Linked DNA regions of Mus musculus: region 1 is linked to region 2. Evidence: chromatin loops called from intact Hi-C (ENCODE). Cell type or tissue: left cerebral cortex. All regions are shown on one strand.

Region 1 (8,000 bases), 92 kb before region 2:
ATGAGTCACCTCATCTAGGTGCTAGAAATGGAACTTGGGTTCATCTGCAAAACTAGGACACTTCCTTAACTGCTGAGCCACTTCTCCAGCAATAAATAATAATTAAAAACACCAATTGTTATTATTTTGTTTTTCCCAGACAAGGTTTCTCTGTGTAACCCTGACTACTCTAGAGCTCACTCTGTAGACCAGGCTAGCCTCAAACTCACAGAGATCTGCTTGTCTCTGCCTCCCGAGAGCTGAGATTAAAGGCGTGTGTGTTGTTACCACCCAGCTGACCACTTATATTTTAAGAAAGATAGCCATCTGGCTTTAAGTTGAGACAATGGGAGATTAAAGCTTACATACTGTTTACATTTTATCAATTAGTTAATGGAATTTCCAATAAAAAGATTAACACTGGGCTTCGGTGAGGCTTGACTGGACCCTTGAGATCAGCTCTGTCCTGGTTGAAGGAAGGAGAGTGGATAATGATGATTTCATTTGGATCTGAACGTGGACAAGGATAAGCATCTGGACACTTCATTTGATGCACACTGAGCAATCAACATGTTCTCAGCGTCATCACTGGCTCTGGGGATACAGAAATGAATGTGACCCAAGTAGCCTACTGCTTATTTGCCCCATGAAAGTCAATGTTGTCTGTGTGAGAGCAGGGAGCTCGTCTCTCTCCACCCCTGCTGTCCTTAGCAAGCTCCAGTTGGTGGCTAGAAGTCCAGTCCCAGGTAAGACTTGACTCTGTCTCATAAGGTAGAAAGAGTGAAAGATCGTTCTTAGATTATTTGTTCCTATGCGAGGACTAATCCCTGTGTCTAAAACAGACTTAGAGGAGCACACGGGCAGAGCCAGGTGTTTTCCTTCCATCCGGGAAACACGATGCGGCAGAACGAGTCGAGTTTATAGGAGGACTTTGAATCCTTCCAGCTACTTTTTAAATGGGATCACATGAAACCTAGCCCTTTTGATGATGTGTGTCACAAGTGACTTATGCGGGGAATTTCACATGGAAATTACCTCACTGGAGGCCTGCTTTGGTGTTCAAATACCTAGAGGCTGGGGCAGGTGCCTAGAGGGCTCACTGCTTGCTTCTCTCTCCTCTGTGTGATTTCCAAAAGGGCAAAGCAAACTGCAGAAATCAAAGAGCATTGAACTCTTAGTTTGAAAACATCTCAAGGCAATCAAGAAGGGAACTGATCCAGTCTCTAAAAACAGAGGTTGTGATTTGTCCCCAAACATCAGACAGCCAACTTTTGCTAAATTAACTTGGTTGACGGGTAGTCATACAGAATGACATTCTATAAAAAGAACAGATTTGGGGGCTGGAGAGCTGGCTCAGTTAGTAAAGAGTTTGCCATGTAACTGTGAAAGAACCTGAGTTTGGGTCTCCAGTATCCATGAAAAAAAAATTAAGCTGGGGGATTTGAGACAAGCAAAATCTTAAAGCTTGCTGGCCAGTCAGGACATCCAAATTAACAAGCTGCAAGTTAGGTGGTAGACCCCCACTTAAAACAAGGTGCCGGGGGACTGAGAAAAAACACTAATATCAGTCTCTGGCCTCTCTATACATGTATACCCCCATCATTGCCACCCAGAGAGAGACAGATACAGAGACAGACAGAGAGAGACAGAGAGAGATTTAGGATTTAGAATGCAGCTCTTGCCACTGCCAGCTGAGAAGACTTGGGGGAAATCATTTAGTCTCTGTTGACCTTCCTAGACCCCATCATAAAATATTTCCAGTAATATTTGTCTTGCTGACCTCTGGGGTTGCCATTAAAATCACTCCAGAGAGGGTGTGATGGCTAGTTTTATGTCAGCTTGACACAAGGGAGAACCTTGTGGCAAGAGGGAGCCTCAGCTGAGAAATGAGCCCACCCGATTGGCCTGTGGTGCATTTTCTTGATTGGTGATATGTGTGGAAGGAGGACATAAGCTCACTGTGGGGAGTACCACTCCTTGGTTGGTGGTCCTGGGTGCTGTAAGAAGGCAGGCCACATAAGCCATGAGGGGCAAGCCAGTAACCAGGGCTGCTCCTTGGCATCTACATCGAATCTTACCTCCACATTCCTGCCTTGATTTCTTGCCCCGATTTCCCTGGATGATGGACTACAAACTGCAAGACGAAATAAACCTTTTCCTCCCCAACTTGATTTTGCTCATGGTGTTTTATCACAGGAAAAGAAAGCATAACTAAGACACAAAGAATCCTGAAGCTCTGTTTATTGTAGTCGCACCGCTCTTACATTCTTAACTCCGCTGAGATGCCCCCAAGTGTTGCATGGAAATCGGTCCACAAAGGGTTCCTCTCTTATGTGATAGAGGCATTATTGCCTAATGACCAGCTGCTTCATTCCCACCAAGCATTCCAGACATTTCAGAGCAGGAACAAGGTCTATGGGAAAAGTCAAAAGGAGACCGGTCAGAGGAATTCCACTGGCTGTTCCCAGGGCCCTGTGTACAAAATGGCCCCCTGTGCCTTGTTATTTTTCTGTGGTCGCTGATGTCTACAGCTTCCTATACGAGGGCAAATGCAGATCTGGGTGACAGTGAATGAGCAGTAAGTGTGTCCATAACTAGTTTTCTAGTGCAAAGGGCGTGTGTCTCATCTATGGGATTGTGCCCTCCACCCAGGGCTGCTCCTTGGCATATACATAGAATCTTACCTCCACATTCCTGCCTTGATTTCTTGCCCTGATTTACAGTACTCTTCAACTGTAAATGCAAACAGCACAGGGCTGCCAATCTTTCGGCTAAGGAGAGTGACATGCTCAAACTTTCCCAGGGCTCCACACGGCTGACTTCAGCTGGTGTTCTAGGACAATGTGATACTAGCGTCTGACCTAAACCTTGAGTCTCATAGACCAGATGGTTTATGTCCACGTGTTGTGTTTAAAATGGACTCACTGGACACCTTAGCCTAAGGCTCTGTGGCGCATGGCAAAGTTGGGAAGCACCTACCATCTTGTTGGAGTGGAACAAGATTATTCTACTCTGGCTGTTCCTTGCCTTGGCTTTTGGCTTACTTTAAGAAACTGGAAATAAAAGAAATCATGACCTATAGCTCTGTCCCCAGGTATTGAAAATGTAACCCATAAGTCAAAACTATTACTAGAAAAAGAATTAAGACTTTGTTTTGTGGGTTAGAGAAATGGTTCCATGGCTAAGAGTATTTGCTGCTCTTGTGATGGGCCCAGGTTTGGTTCCCAGCACCTACATGATGCCTCCTAACTATCTGTAACCCCAGTTCCAAGGAATCCAACACTCTCTTCTGGCCTGTGTGGGTGCTACATGCATGTGGGGTGTGTGTGTGTGTGTGTGTGTGTGTGTGTGTGTGTGTGTGTGTGTGTACATGGACCACACATACACATAAAAATTGTATATATACATATATATGCACATACATACATACATACATACATGCATATGTGATAGTGCAGTTACCCATGCAGTCCAGAAGAGGACACTGGATTCCCCGACAGGTGGTTGTGAGCCATCCATTTGGGTGCTGGGCACTCAAGTCCTCTGAAAAATCATTAAGCTTTCTTACCTGCTGAGCCATCTCTACAGTCCTTTTAATATATACAAAAATTAAGGGCAGACAGCATACAAGACTAAACCAGACAAAGCCCTAGCATGGAGAAGAGGAAGTAGACACAAAGCCCAACCTCTAACCAAGAAGCTATTTGTAACTGACTAGAAGAAAGAAAAATCAGTTTTCTCCAGTGGAGTCTCTGAGCATATCGACCCCATTAATGCCGACCATGCCCAGGACTAGATGGCTAACAAACAAACTCCATTGTTTTGTTTTTCGGGAGGGCTTACATTAGGTTTTTGTTGTTGCTGCTTTGTTTTTGTTTTTGAGAGAGAGAGAGAACCTGAAGATGAGAGGGTAAGGAGGTTTGAAGACATTTAGGGAAGGCATTTAGGGAGGTGAAAAATATAATCAAAATATATTGTATAAAAACTTTTTAAAATAAAAATCAACTTTAAAAAAAAAAGAACAGAAGATTACGAGCCGGAGGGATGAGTCAGTGAGTGACAGGTTTGCCATTGAAATCCTGACAACCCGAGTTTGAGCTAGGGCCCACTTAAATATTTGGCTAGCATGAATTTTGGACTTAGTAGGTTAGAAAGGGAAGAAGACATGTATCTGGGAGGGATCGGGGGTCTGGAGCAGTATGGGGAGTGGATAAGATCAAAGCACACTAAGTACATATGTGAAATTCCTGAAGAGTAAATAAAAATTTGTTACGTGGAAGGTGAACACATGACCTCCACATGTGCACTGTGGCGTGTGTGCCCTCCCCTCGCCAACACACACCATGCACACACACATACATACACAGTAATATATTTAAAAATGAAGCCCGTTACTTCTTAGCACCTTGGAACCCAAGCAGTTAACATCACACACAACACATGAAGCTCCGGCACTCACCAAGAAAGGATGGCGAAGGGATGGTGAAGTGATCAGATGGGAGGGACATCCCATCAGAGTGTCTCAACAGCCTGAGGCTTGTCCAGGCCAGGCTTCCACCCCTCAGGATGTTCAATGGCCATCCATGCTAAACACCAGCCTCAGGTAAACAGTGACTCTGAGTTGAAGGATGTTGTTTTCCTCAGAAGTCTGCGTCTTACACGTCCGCATCCACGAGAAAGTTATCAAAGACATCAACCACTTTCCCATGAGAAATCTAGAACTTTCATCCTTACATAAATGATTCTTTCCTCCCTGGTGCTTCCAGCAAGTAGAGAACTCTTCACAGTGCTTTAAAAATAAACATCTGACCTCCGTTCGCCCTGCTCTGGATGCGTTCTTACTACTTCTCCAATCAGAAGCCATCTTGCCTAGAAAAATCTACCCTTGTTCTTCTGTTAAAAATGGAAAGAACTTGGCTGAAGCAAGAGCGGCATGAATTATTCCCAGGCCGTGGAAAAATAGAGAGGGGTGCAGCTAAGAGCCTCATTTAAAACATCAAAGCCTTTTCTCTGCATTTTATGTGTTCTTATTTTATTCCAAAAAGGAAAGATTTCCCCTGTCTTCATACTTTACAAATAGGCTCCTCTGAAATCCCATATTTAAACTATACCCTTTGCCTTCCTTGAAATTTTAAGAACTCTGTAAAGTTTCCTTAGCTTCTGCAGCTTTCTACGGTCACATGATCACATAGAACTAGATGCTGGGTGGGGTAGGGGAGGGTTTCTCTGCTTTCCAGATGCAGAAGAGCAATGAAGGGTGAAGAAAGAAGCCGATACTCACAGGGGGCTCATAGTACGCTAAACTCATCCTAGTTTCCTCTTTCATTCCCTGTTATCTGTTCACTCGCTCAGGTACCCAGCAGGCTTTGATGAAATGATGAAATACTTGCCATCAATGAGCTGGTACCAGAACAACTGGAGCGAGAGGCTATCCCAAAAGCTGTTGCCTGTCTGTGGGATATGTTCTTCTAGCTGGGCTGCCTTGTCTGGCCTCAAGGGGAGAGGATGCACCCAGCCCCACAGAGACTTGATGTGCCAGGGTGGGGGAATAGCCATAGGGGCCTCCACCCTCTCAGAGGAGAAGCTAGGGAGTATTGTGGGTTGTGGGAGAGGGGTGACTGGGAGGAGGCGCAGTGAGCAGGATGTAAAGTGAATTAAAATATTTTATATATAGAATTTTATATATTTATTATATAAAATCATTATATTTTATATATAATGTATTATATGTTTATTATATAAAATTATAATGTATTATATATTATATATTACATATATCATATATTATGTATAAAACACTGAGGAGGGAAGATGGGAGGGGAAGGAGAAGTTGGAGGAGAGAGAGAGAGGTTAGTGCCATTGAGGCATTAACAAAATGTTCCAAAAGCTGAGGAGAGGAGACATTCTTCAAGGTGATTGTTACAACTCTCAGTAATAATTTGTATTAAGGTAATTGGTATGCAAAATGAATTTCCCTCAAAGCACAGCTCTGTTAGGTGCAGTCTATATATCCCCACAGTCTGTATTCTCCCACAGTTCCATGATGCGTTACCTATGCCCAGCCAGCTGAGCACGTTGAAGCTTCGTCTGCTGTCTAGCAAATCTATCTTTGCTACTCATTTATAAAAATATTCTCATGTTCATAATTCCATAGTGGCATTAAAAACATGTTCCACTAAAACAACAACAACAAGAGATTCTCATGCATGGAGTAAAGACCCATGTTAAGGGGCGGGAGAGGTGGCACAATGGTTAAGAGCACTTGGCTGCTCTGGCTCAGTTCACTTCCCAGGACCCATACATTCCATCACAACCAGTCCCAGAGGATCCAACACACCCTTCTGCACTCTGCAGGCTCCTGCAGGCAAGCAATGCACCCAAGTTCATACAGACAAACACGCTCACACTAAAAGATTGTCATTGTAATTGTAAATTGTAAAACTATGATGAAATACAACTCTACAACAGGTGAACTTTATAAAATAAATATAAAAGCCAAAACCGAAAAGGGCATGTACAATTTTAAAGCAAAGGGCATCTCTTGCTTATGGTCTTGACATGCATGCGGGCTGCTGGAGACTGGTTTGCAGAGGTGTTGGTGATTGTGAGGAGGACACATGGTAGACAGTGAGCAATGACTGTAGAGCCTGGGAAGTTTCAGAGCATCCTAGATAAGAAGTAGTCCTTGTATTTGACCTGTCTTGATAGGGTCCAGTTGCAAAGATATTCAGTATTTCCCTTCTAAGGTATGACAAGCCAAAACAAATATGGAAAGGTCGCCAAGTCACTGGTAAATAATCCAGTGTTGACTTTTAATTTAGAAATAATGGAGCAAATCGATCCCAGCCTCTTTCTGTGGCATATTGATTCATGTTGCCTTGAACTTTCTCTCATTGTTTATCCTTCTTTTTTACCTTGTTATTTTCCTGCTGATAAAATAGGTGGCTGAGGGCACGGGACCTTTGTGACTTGATCTATTCTGAGCTCACAAATTCCCTCCATTTTTCCTCCTTGCAGATTGGGGTTTCCTTTAGGTCTAGGCACGTGCAATACAAAGAACCTTGAAATGATATATAACGTGCAGAAAATCATACAGCCCTTAACTGTATGATCACCTTAACCACGTGAAGAATTTTCACATAGCAGACATGCCTGTGAGGTCAGCATCTATAGGAACAAAGGCACTCAGAAGCTCCCTCCAGGACTTACTGCCATCATTGCTACCTTATTCTGATCTCTGATGCCAGATGTATATCTAAGTTTATATTGACGGACTATGATAATTTTGGGTGTCTTGTCTAACCTCATGTCTCTCAGATGGATGTCCTCCGTTCTCAGTGCCATATTGTTTCATTCTTTGCCTGACACAGTTTCTCTGCTTTGAGGTTGATAGACACTAAGGTAACTTTCTCTGTGACTACAGTGAAAGGCGATGCTCTGAAGATTCCGGTTACTGTTGTCTGACAAACACACACAGTAGCAAAACTACAGTTATGAAGTAGCAATGCAAATAATGTTATGGTCCAGGGTCACCACAGCATGACAAAACTGTATTAAAAGGAAGATTAAGAACCACTGTTCTAAGGGAAAAACTCCCTCTCTCAGCAGCCAGCAATTGCTAGTAGCTCCTAGGCTAGATGTAGGTGTTGATAGCCTTCACTGCTCCATGCTGGGATGTTGCCTGGCTTGATCTTGTGCACGGGTCTTGTGCGCAGCTACTGAGTTTGTACATGTAACTGTCCTGCTGTATCCTGTAATACAGTTTCCTTATAACCTCACAGCTTCTGGCTCTTACAGTCTTTCCACCCTCCTCTTCCCACAACAATCCCCAAGCTTTAGAAGGAGGAGGTGTGATATAGATGCCCCAGTTAGAGCCAAGCACTGAGAAGGTCCTCATTCTCTGCATGCTGACCAGTGGTCAGTGTCTGGGTTAACACCATTGCTGAGAATTCAGCAATATGCTAATCTATGGGCATAGCAGTAAATCATTAGGACTTAGTTCAAGTTACACTCTAGAGCTC
Region 2 (8,000 bases):
ACATGCAAACACACATACACATGCAAGTGTACACACACACACACAGTGCAGCACAACACAGCACAGCACAGCACAGCACAGCACAGCATGAGTATCAAGATACTTATACGTGTTTTAGTGAGAAATATGGAACCTTTGATTTAGCTGACACTCTCTCACATTGCACATACATTGAAGCTACCTACCAGTGGTCAACTACACACACACACACACACACACACACACACACACACACACACACCACTATTATAAAGTAACTGAAGGGAAAAACAAAATCTGACCAAAGAAGACATCTATCTTATCTTCATTTATGTTGGATTCAAACCCCAGTCCTCCTTCTTATATAGTAGGGGCTTTAACCACTGAGCAATCTCCCCCACCCAAAGCAAGAGATGTCCCTAAATGAATACAAACTTTTAAATGTATGCAACTACAAGACAATTTTCAAATTAACTAAAACAAAATATTGTCTTCACTTTTATTGAACAACTTTGGCTTATTAGCACCAAAGTCTTGGTTTAGTAGAGTGACTTGATTCTCTCTGGTCTTTGTGTCAGAGCTGGCTCTAGTTCTCACAATGTATCAAATTCATTTTTATAGATATTTTGATTATTTTGGGTTCAATACTTGATGTTTCCCCATATAAATCTTGCATGTGATAATCAACTCAGTACAAAAATGCAAATATGCTAACCCAGTCTCCAAAGGCATACTGCTTTGGTGTAGATGCTCTGGTTTATTTGATCAATGTAAAATTTCCTCTGGGTCATTAGATGATGCTTTTCAAATAATAATTTAAAAAAATTGAAAACGAATTAGTTGGGTGTCCAAACTTGAGACAGTGAAGCATCCCTTTAGAAAGAACTCTGATCCATCAGTAGTCATCCCAGGCTGTTTGGCCAGGACACTGATAATGCCCCTTGTCGGCTGTCATGCTCAGGTGTCTGTCTTTATATTGTTGCAGAATTGCCTATCAGAGAAATGATGATGACGAAGAAGAGGCTGCCAGGGAACGGCGCCGCCGGGCCCGGCAGGAAAGGCTGCGGCAGAAGCAAGAGGAAGAATCCTTGGGACAGGTGACAGACCAGGTGGAGGCCCATGTCCAGAACAGGTACTGTCCTCCTCTCACGGAGGCATCTCTGGGTTGTATCTTCATCTGCCCCGTTGAATGGAGTTTGCTAGCAGATCATTGCATCCTCAGACCAACGCAACCATTAATGGTTGCTTTCGGTTTTGCTGATATGGTTTCTGACTGCATATCCCAAGCTGGAACTTACTATGGAGCCCAAGCTACATGTAGTTTTGGTTTATTTCTTTTATTTTCTGTATATTAAGAGGAGGCTGTTAATAGCTCTGTTAACTTGGTCTATTTTAAACAAGAAACAAAAACAAAAACAAACAAACAAAAAACTTCAAGCTAAGGGTCGTGGCCTCCTCAGCTAATTTCCTAGTGTGGTCTTGCAAACACTGAAGCATTAGACAAGTTTCATAAGAAATATAATATTTACGTAGTCTATAGAAACCTTGGCCATTGGTAATTAGGCCCTAACTGGGGAGGAAGTGTAGCTAAGAGGAGTGGGGGAGGGCCAGCTATGATCACTGGGTTTCACTCATTCACTGGTTTTGAATCCCAATTTGGCAGACGGTGTTACTTCACTTTTAAAAAGTACAGCCATGGGCTGGCAAGATGGTTCAGGGGGTAAGAGCACTGACTGCTCTCCCGAAGGTCCTGAGTTCAAATCCCAGCAACTACATGATAGCTTACAACCATCCATAATGAGATCTGATGCCCTCTTCTGGTGTGTCTGAAGACAGCTACAGTGTAGTTATTTACAATAATAAATAAATCTTTGGGCCAGAGCAAGTAGGGACTGAGCGAGCAGAGTTGACCAACCAGAGCAAGCAGAGGTCCTAAATACAATTCCCAACAACCACATGAAGGCTCACAACCATCTGTACAGCTACAGTGTACTCATATGCATTAGGGGGGGAGGGAGGGGAGGGAGGGAGGGAGGGAGGGAGGAGGGAGGGAGGGAGGGAGGGAGGAAGGAAGGAAGGAAGGAAGGAAGGAAGGAAGGAAGGAAGGAAGGAAGGAAGGAAGGAAGGAAGGACAGCCACAGTTCCCTTTGAAGAGCACTGCTCAACCGCAGAGATAAGAGTGTGCATAAGCCACTCAATGCCTTGCACACAGTAAGCACACTAAGCACACTCCACAGTGTGCTCCAGGCAGAGTCTCCCAGGAAGAGGGCAGCACAGCCATCTGTTGCCTTTTTCTGCTCTCGAGCTAAAGAGAGGAGTCAAAAAATAATACTTTTTAAAGAGACGTTTTTGAGGCCTTTCCTGGATCTAGCTGTTAGTGAGTGTTCCACAATGGTTTTCAAAGTTACAACTGATCGATAGTGTTCTGCTTCTGAGAATCTTGCTTCTGGACTCGGATAACAGTGCTATGCGAGCCCATGAGGCCCTGGGTTTGAGACTCGGCTCAACAACCAAGTCAGCAGCACACACAAAGGTCCTGTTTCTACTTACACTTCCTTTCTGCTTTAATTTTATTAGTAGCCATTTGATGAGATTACCTACATTTAAAAATTCTTTTGCCAAGCATGATAGCACATGCTTGTTAATCCTAGCATTTCAGAGGTTGAAGAAGGAGGACCAGGAGTTTGTGGTTAATCTTGGCTTTTTGGTGAGGGCAAGGTTACCCAGGGCTACACAAGACCCTGTATCAAAAGAACTAAAACAAACAAACAAAAAAGTGGCTTTTAAGGAAAATACATTCGGGTCTGAGCACTTGGTTTCTTGCAGGCGTATTAATTAGGTATAAAGTCTTCTTGGGGTTAAACAGCTTTAACTGGCACTTAATAGCTACTGGTGACTGTTAACCATGATCTATAAAAGACAACAGAGAAAGGCTCAGTGGAGTCTGTGGATTTCTTAACAGAATTCTTGTCTGGTGAGCGCTTTGGAATTTGCAGTACCTTTTTAAAGTGCTAGAACTCAGTTGGTCCAAGCGTCCTGTGCACAGACCTTTGCCATTGACCTCCCAGTTCCCCATATTCCTGTGGCCATGTAATCCGCATGCGGCTAATTCACAGCGACAATGTCCTGCAGCAACAGCAGAGGCCCAAAAGGCTTAAAATCTAGGCTTTCTTCTATGATATTTTGTTGTTAACTATATGATGTGTTTTTCCAAATCCAAGTGAACTTGAACATCAGAGGAGCCAAGTTTGGTATGAACCATGAAATTTGATGGAGTTTCTAAACATTTTAAGACATAGGCTTCCAGCTCCAGTCGCCGTTCTGGTATCACATGACTGGTAATTCCAGCCAGGAGGGGCCGACGCCCTTGGTCTGGGCAGTGTCCAGCACCCTGGAAGAGTGATTAAGATGATGGACATGCTACAGTTTGGATTTTCCCTTTTTTTTTCTTTTAAAAATAAACATTGGGTTTAGCCAGCCTTTACCCATTGGAGAAAAGTAGAAAAAGCTCTTTATTCTTGGAAGTCTGTACAAAGGAGTTATATTGTCTAGATTAGTTATGGTAATGTTGTTGCTATGAGAATTTTCATATTTTAACACGGTATGCTAGTGCACTGTGGATATTTTTGTGTACTGGATAAAGTGCTTTCTGTCTTACTTTTTAATCTTATTTTTATTACTTTTATTATATTATTTTTTGAGAGAGGGGGATCTCATTGTGTATTACTTACTGGCTGCTCTGAATCTTGCTATGTAAACCAGGCTGGCCTCAAACTCCCATAGATCCGTCTGCCTCTGCCTTCTGCACTGGGATTAAAGGTACATGCCACCAGGCCTGCCTCGCCACCTGTTTTCAAAGCAGGGTCTCACACTGAACCTGGGGCTCATTGATTCAGCCTGACTGGCTCCTCAGTGAGCCTCAGGGGTCTTTCTGTCCTTCTATCCTCCATGGCTCTGTCAACCCCTAACAACCAGAGCCTTCTGAACACCAACAGAGATGGCAAACATGCACACATGATCAATTGTGCTGTCCTGGACACATTGTTCATACTTACATTTCTTTGGTTACCTGGTCCTGTCTAGAAGGTGACGAGGTCCTGTCTAGGTATGAGGGAGGACAGAGGATAGGAAATGTCACCCTTGACTAGCAGTCATTAACCCGTGAATTGTGGAGAACACTTAGATGTCTCCAAAGAGAAGATATTGACATGAATGTAGACTCTCACACTCGCCACACTCTTCCCCTCTAAGTCCCTCAGGCCCCACCAATCCAAATCAGGAATGACTTGGTGGCATCAGTATGAATCTCTGACACTCACAGAATTCACTCATTATTCTGATTTGATCCTTGTCATAGTTGGGATCCACAGTGACACAGATTCCGAGATCAAGGTTTAATCACAAGGAGTCTGTGAGGTCACCTCAGAAAACAACGGTTGGGGTGTAGGTAAGGGAGACACAGGAGGAAAGTTGTTTTCTGGCCTAAGTGTCCACTGTGGAGCTCTGGGACATAACTCCAGTAAGAGCCGTGGCTGTAGGATTAGCCTTCAAAACAGAGAAAAGCCAAAGTATTTATATGATGATGCACCTCTGATTTTGTTGAGTGACATTAGTATTCAGAGGCCCTACACAAGTTGAGGAGACACAGTGTCCTGAGAAAGACCAAGAGCGAAGACTTGGATAGGCTCAGTTGGAAGCATAGAGTGGTGACATCTACGGGCATGTGAGCTGGATACTGCTGGTGCCTGCTCTGGCTGTGGTTGGTTCTATACGGTTAACCAACAAGTTGTCTTTGATGTTCCTTCTGTCATGCAGTGTCCCCGATGAAGAGTCTAAGCCAGCCTCCTCAAACACTCAGGTAGAAGGTGACGAGGAGGCTGCCTTACTGGAGCGCCTGGCTAGACGAGAAGAGAGACGTCAAAAACGCCTTCAGGAAGCCTTAGAGCGTCAGAAGGAGTTTGATCCGACCATAACAGATGGCAGTCTCTCAGGCCCAAGCCGAAGAATGCAAAATGACTCCGCCGAAAATGAGACAGCAGAGGGGGAAGAAAAAAGAGAGAGTCGCTCAGGACGGTATGAGGTGGAAGAAACAGAAGTGGTCATCAAGTCCTACCAGAAGAACAGCTATCAGGATGCTGAAGACAAAAAGAAAGAAGAAAAGGAAGAGGAGGAGCAAGAGAAGCTGAAGGGAGGGAGCCTTGGCGAAAATCAGGTAGAGAAGATGGTAGAGGAGAAAACACCAGAAATCCAAGAGGAGGCTGTGCTGATGGTATTGGAAAACGGGCAGGTCAGCGCAGAAGAGTCCAAAATAGAAGGGGATGGGGAACAAGACATGGAGGAGATAGCCCGTCGAAAAAAGATGGGGGAGGAAGAGAGAGAGAGAGCTGAGGCAGAGAGACTGAGGTTGGAAGTGGAGGGACAAGAACAAGAAAGAATCAAAGCTGAGCAGGACAGAAAGCTAGCAGAGGAACGGGCAAGAGTCGAAGCAGAACAGAAAGCCGCTGCCGAGGAGAGGGAGAGGAGGGAGGCCGAGGAGAGGGAGAGAAGGGAGGCCGAGGAGAGAGAGAGGAGGGAGGCAGAGGAGCGTGCAGAGCAGGCGAGGATCCAGGAGGAGCAGAGAAGAGTGGCTGAGGCACAGAAAAAGGCCAAGGCAGAGGAGGAGGAGAAGGCAAGGATAGAAGAGCAAAGACAGAAACAGCAGCTGGAGGAGCAAAGGAGTGAGAAGCGAGAAGCCAAGGACAAGGGGGAGAAAGGAGCCGAGAAAGCAGACAGGAAAGGAGTGAATGAAAGGGAGGCCCCAGACGACAGACTTCAGACAGCTGTCCCAAAGACGCAGGTACAGTAAGCACTGTGCACCTACTGTGTGATGCCTGTGACTCATGAGAAATGCAACGCACACCCAAGCGGGGGCTGAGGCCTCGTGCACGTGCTTCATCAGTTGGCAAACTATTCTTTTTTTTTTTTTTTTCAGGCCATAGCATTACCCAAGCATGGAGCAATTGAACCACAGCTGAGAATGCAATCGACCAAATTAATGAGACAACCAGAAAGAAATCAATTGCTTGGTGCTTGGGTGCTGTGGTTATTAAAAAAAAAAAAATGAATTAGCCCAAAGATGCTGAATGTGGTGGGTTTCTGTCAGCTTGTTTGTACATCTGCATCTGAACTCCCTCTGTCTGTCACATTCCCTGGGTGTGCATGAGGCAAGAGGCCTATACTTCTCACCTCACTCCGGTGTTTGATAGCAGTTTTTATTTTTCATTTTAAAATTAGGGGCTGGGGAGTTGAGAAAAAGAATTAAGTTCAGACATTTAGTCTTAGACAAAATTATAAATCCTTTGAAGTCAACTGGAATCAAGGAGATTGTTGGATGCTCCCCCAACCCCGACAACAACAAAAAAGAAAAAAAAAAAAAAAACACCTTTAAAAGCCTGACTTGCCATCATGTAGACCTGGGTTTAATGTAGACTTGCAGAAAACCATTGGTCTTGGGTAGGGCCAATTAACAACTGATGGACAACTGAGAGTTCACAGTTTGTTCCCTTTTGCTATGTGGCTCAGGAAGAATAGGTAGGGATAGCAGTTGGAGAAGGAAGTATAAAATATAAACGTTTTGTGGGTTTTTTTCTCTATCTGCAAGGCTGCATGAAAAACAAACCCTGTAAGAGCTGTAAAAGACAAGAGAACCGCTTGCACGCTCACCTCTCCAGAGTGAGCCCTCTGCACTGCCTCGCACTGAAGTTGTTTTCCTCCCCTGCTTCTATACCCAGGGCTCATGCACATGGCTGTAGTTGAGAAAATCCTGAGCAGGATGTCAATGCCTGAAACACCATGTCATGCTAGATTCCAGTGAGCACAGTGGGAGGCACAGGAGGACAAGAAATAGGGAGGGGTTGGGACATATCACCCCTGATGACAAGCCACTAGCACCAGGTACCACTGGCACCAGGGGGTCTGAGTGTGTCACTGAGATGGGCCACAGCGACATCACAGCCCACGCGGAGTGATCTGAACACCCTCTCACTCTTGCAAGCTAGACAGGGCTTCTATTTACGTGAGTGACCTTCCCCGTTCTTGAAAAGGAAAAGGAAGAAGAGAAAGGAGTTAAAGGGCAAGCTCAAAGACAAAAGCCTCGGGATGACAAGCCTGCCTTCAGAAAGGAAGAGGTAAATGTCTTTAAGAATAATCATATCCTAAAGCCACGCGGAAAGCAGCAGGCCTGGATCTGATCTTGGAATTGCAACCCCTCCCCTGTGGTTTCCAGACTGTGGCTCATGAGTCACTGATGAGATTGTATAGGTGCCTCCAAACTAATTAATCAGGTTGGGGACATGACCCAGTGAGTTAAGTGCTGGTCACTCAAGCAGGAGGACTCGAGTTTGGGTCCCCAACACCCACATAAAAAGCTGGGCATGGTATAGGGGAGTGTCTGTAATCCCAGCTTTGGGAAGCAAAGACAATAGGATGGGTAGGGGATTCCAGGGACTCACTGGCGGCCAATCTAGCCAAACAGTGAGCTCTGGCTTCTCGTAAGACCTTGTCTCAAAAGTTATGGTAGACAGCAATAGACAACACCCAAAATCAACCTGTGCCTTGCACGCACACACACACACACACACACACACACACACACACACACACACACACACACTTGTACACACATATTCATACACACTCTTATATCACACACAAGCACACATGTGCAGACAAAGTCATATACACTCATACACCATACACATATGTACTTGAGAGTTCACAAAAAGGAAGCGGAATTGAAAGCATCCGAGGGCACGTAGGCAGTTGTAGTCCAGTGTTCTCACAGAAATTAATTGTCTTTCTTAGTGTTTGTCACAGTCAAGAGCTCGGACAGCCCTGCTCCTCAGTCTTGCCTACGTCCTGCTCTGACAGTGTAACGTTGGCTTCTGTGAACCCTTCGCGGCTTACATTGCAACCGTGAAATATTTCCAGCTGGCTTTGATTAACACTTTAACTTTTTCATGAAAAAGCACACCCCCACCCCA

What was found. Hi-C counts contacts between places; a loop is a spot of excess contacts. Peaks named below come from ENCODE experiments on the same cell type or tissue, not always from the same donor. Only the 100,000 strongest peaks of a DNase experiment are listed, where the experiment ranks them.
Region 1: a loop joins it to region 2, with 2.6 times the contacts of the local background. A loop is called at or near these places in 2 of 42 quality-filtered maps.

The regions. Positions count from the first base shown.
Region 1 is chr6:34,649,149-34,657,148 of GRCm38, forward strand. The region is part of intron 1 of Cald1 (caldesmon 1); the gene reads left to right. It overlaps Gm13861 (predicted gene 13861), which reads right to left and starts at 4,767. Exons shown (of 2, transcript NR_167697.1): 1 at 4,439-4,767; 2 at 2,206-2,392. In left cerebral cortex, no CTCF peak of the experiment used is centred here; a DNase peak (open chromatin) is centred at 7,862.
Region 2 is chr6:34,740,825-34,748,824 of GRCm38, forward strand. Cald1 (caldesmon 1) reads left to right here. Exons shown (of 14, transcript NM_001347100.1): 4 at 965-1,111; 5 at 4,795-5,191. Among named protein-coding and RNA genes, the nearest start is that of Gm38787, 12 kb to the left of the region's middle. In left cerebral cortex, no CTCF peak of the experiment used is centred here; DNase peaks (open chromatin) are centred at 4,897 and 5,596.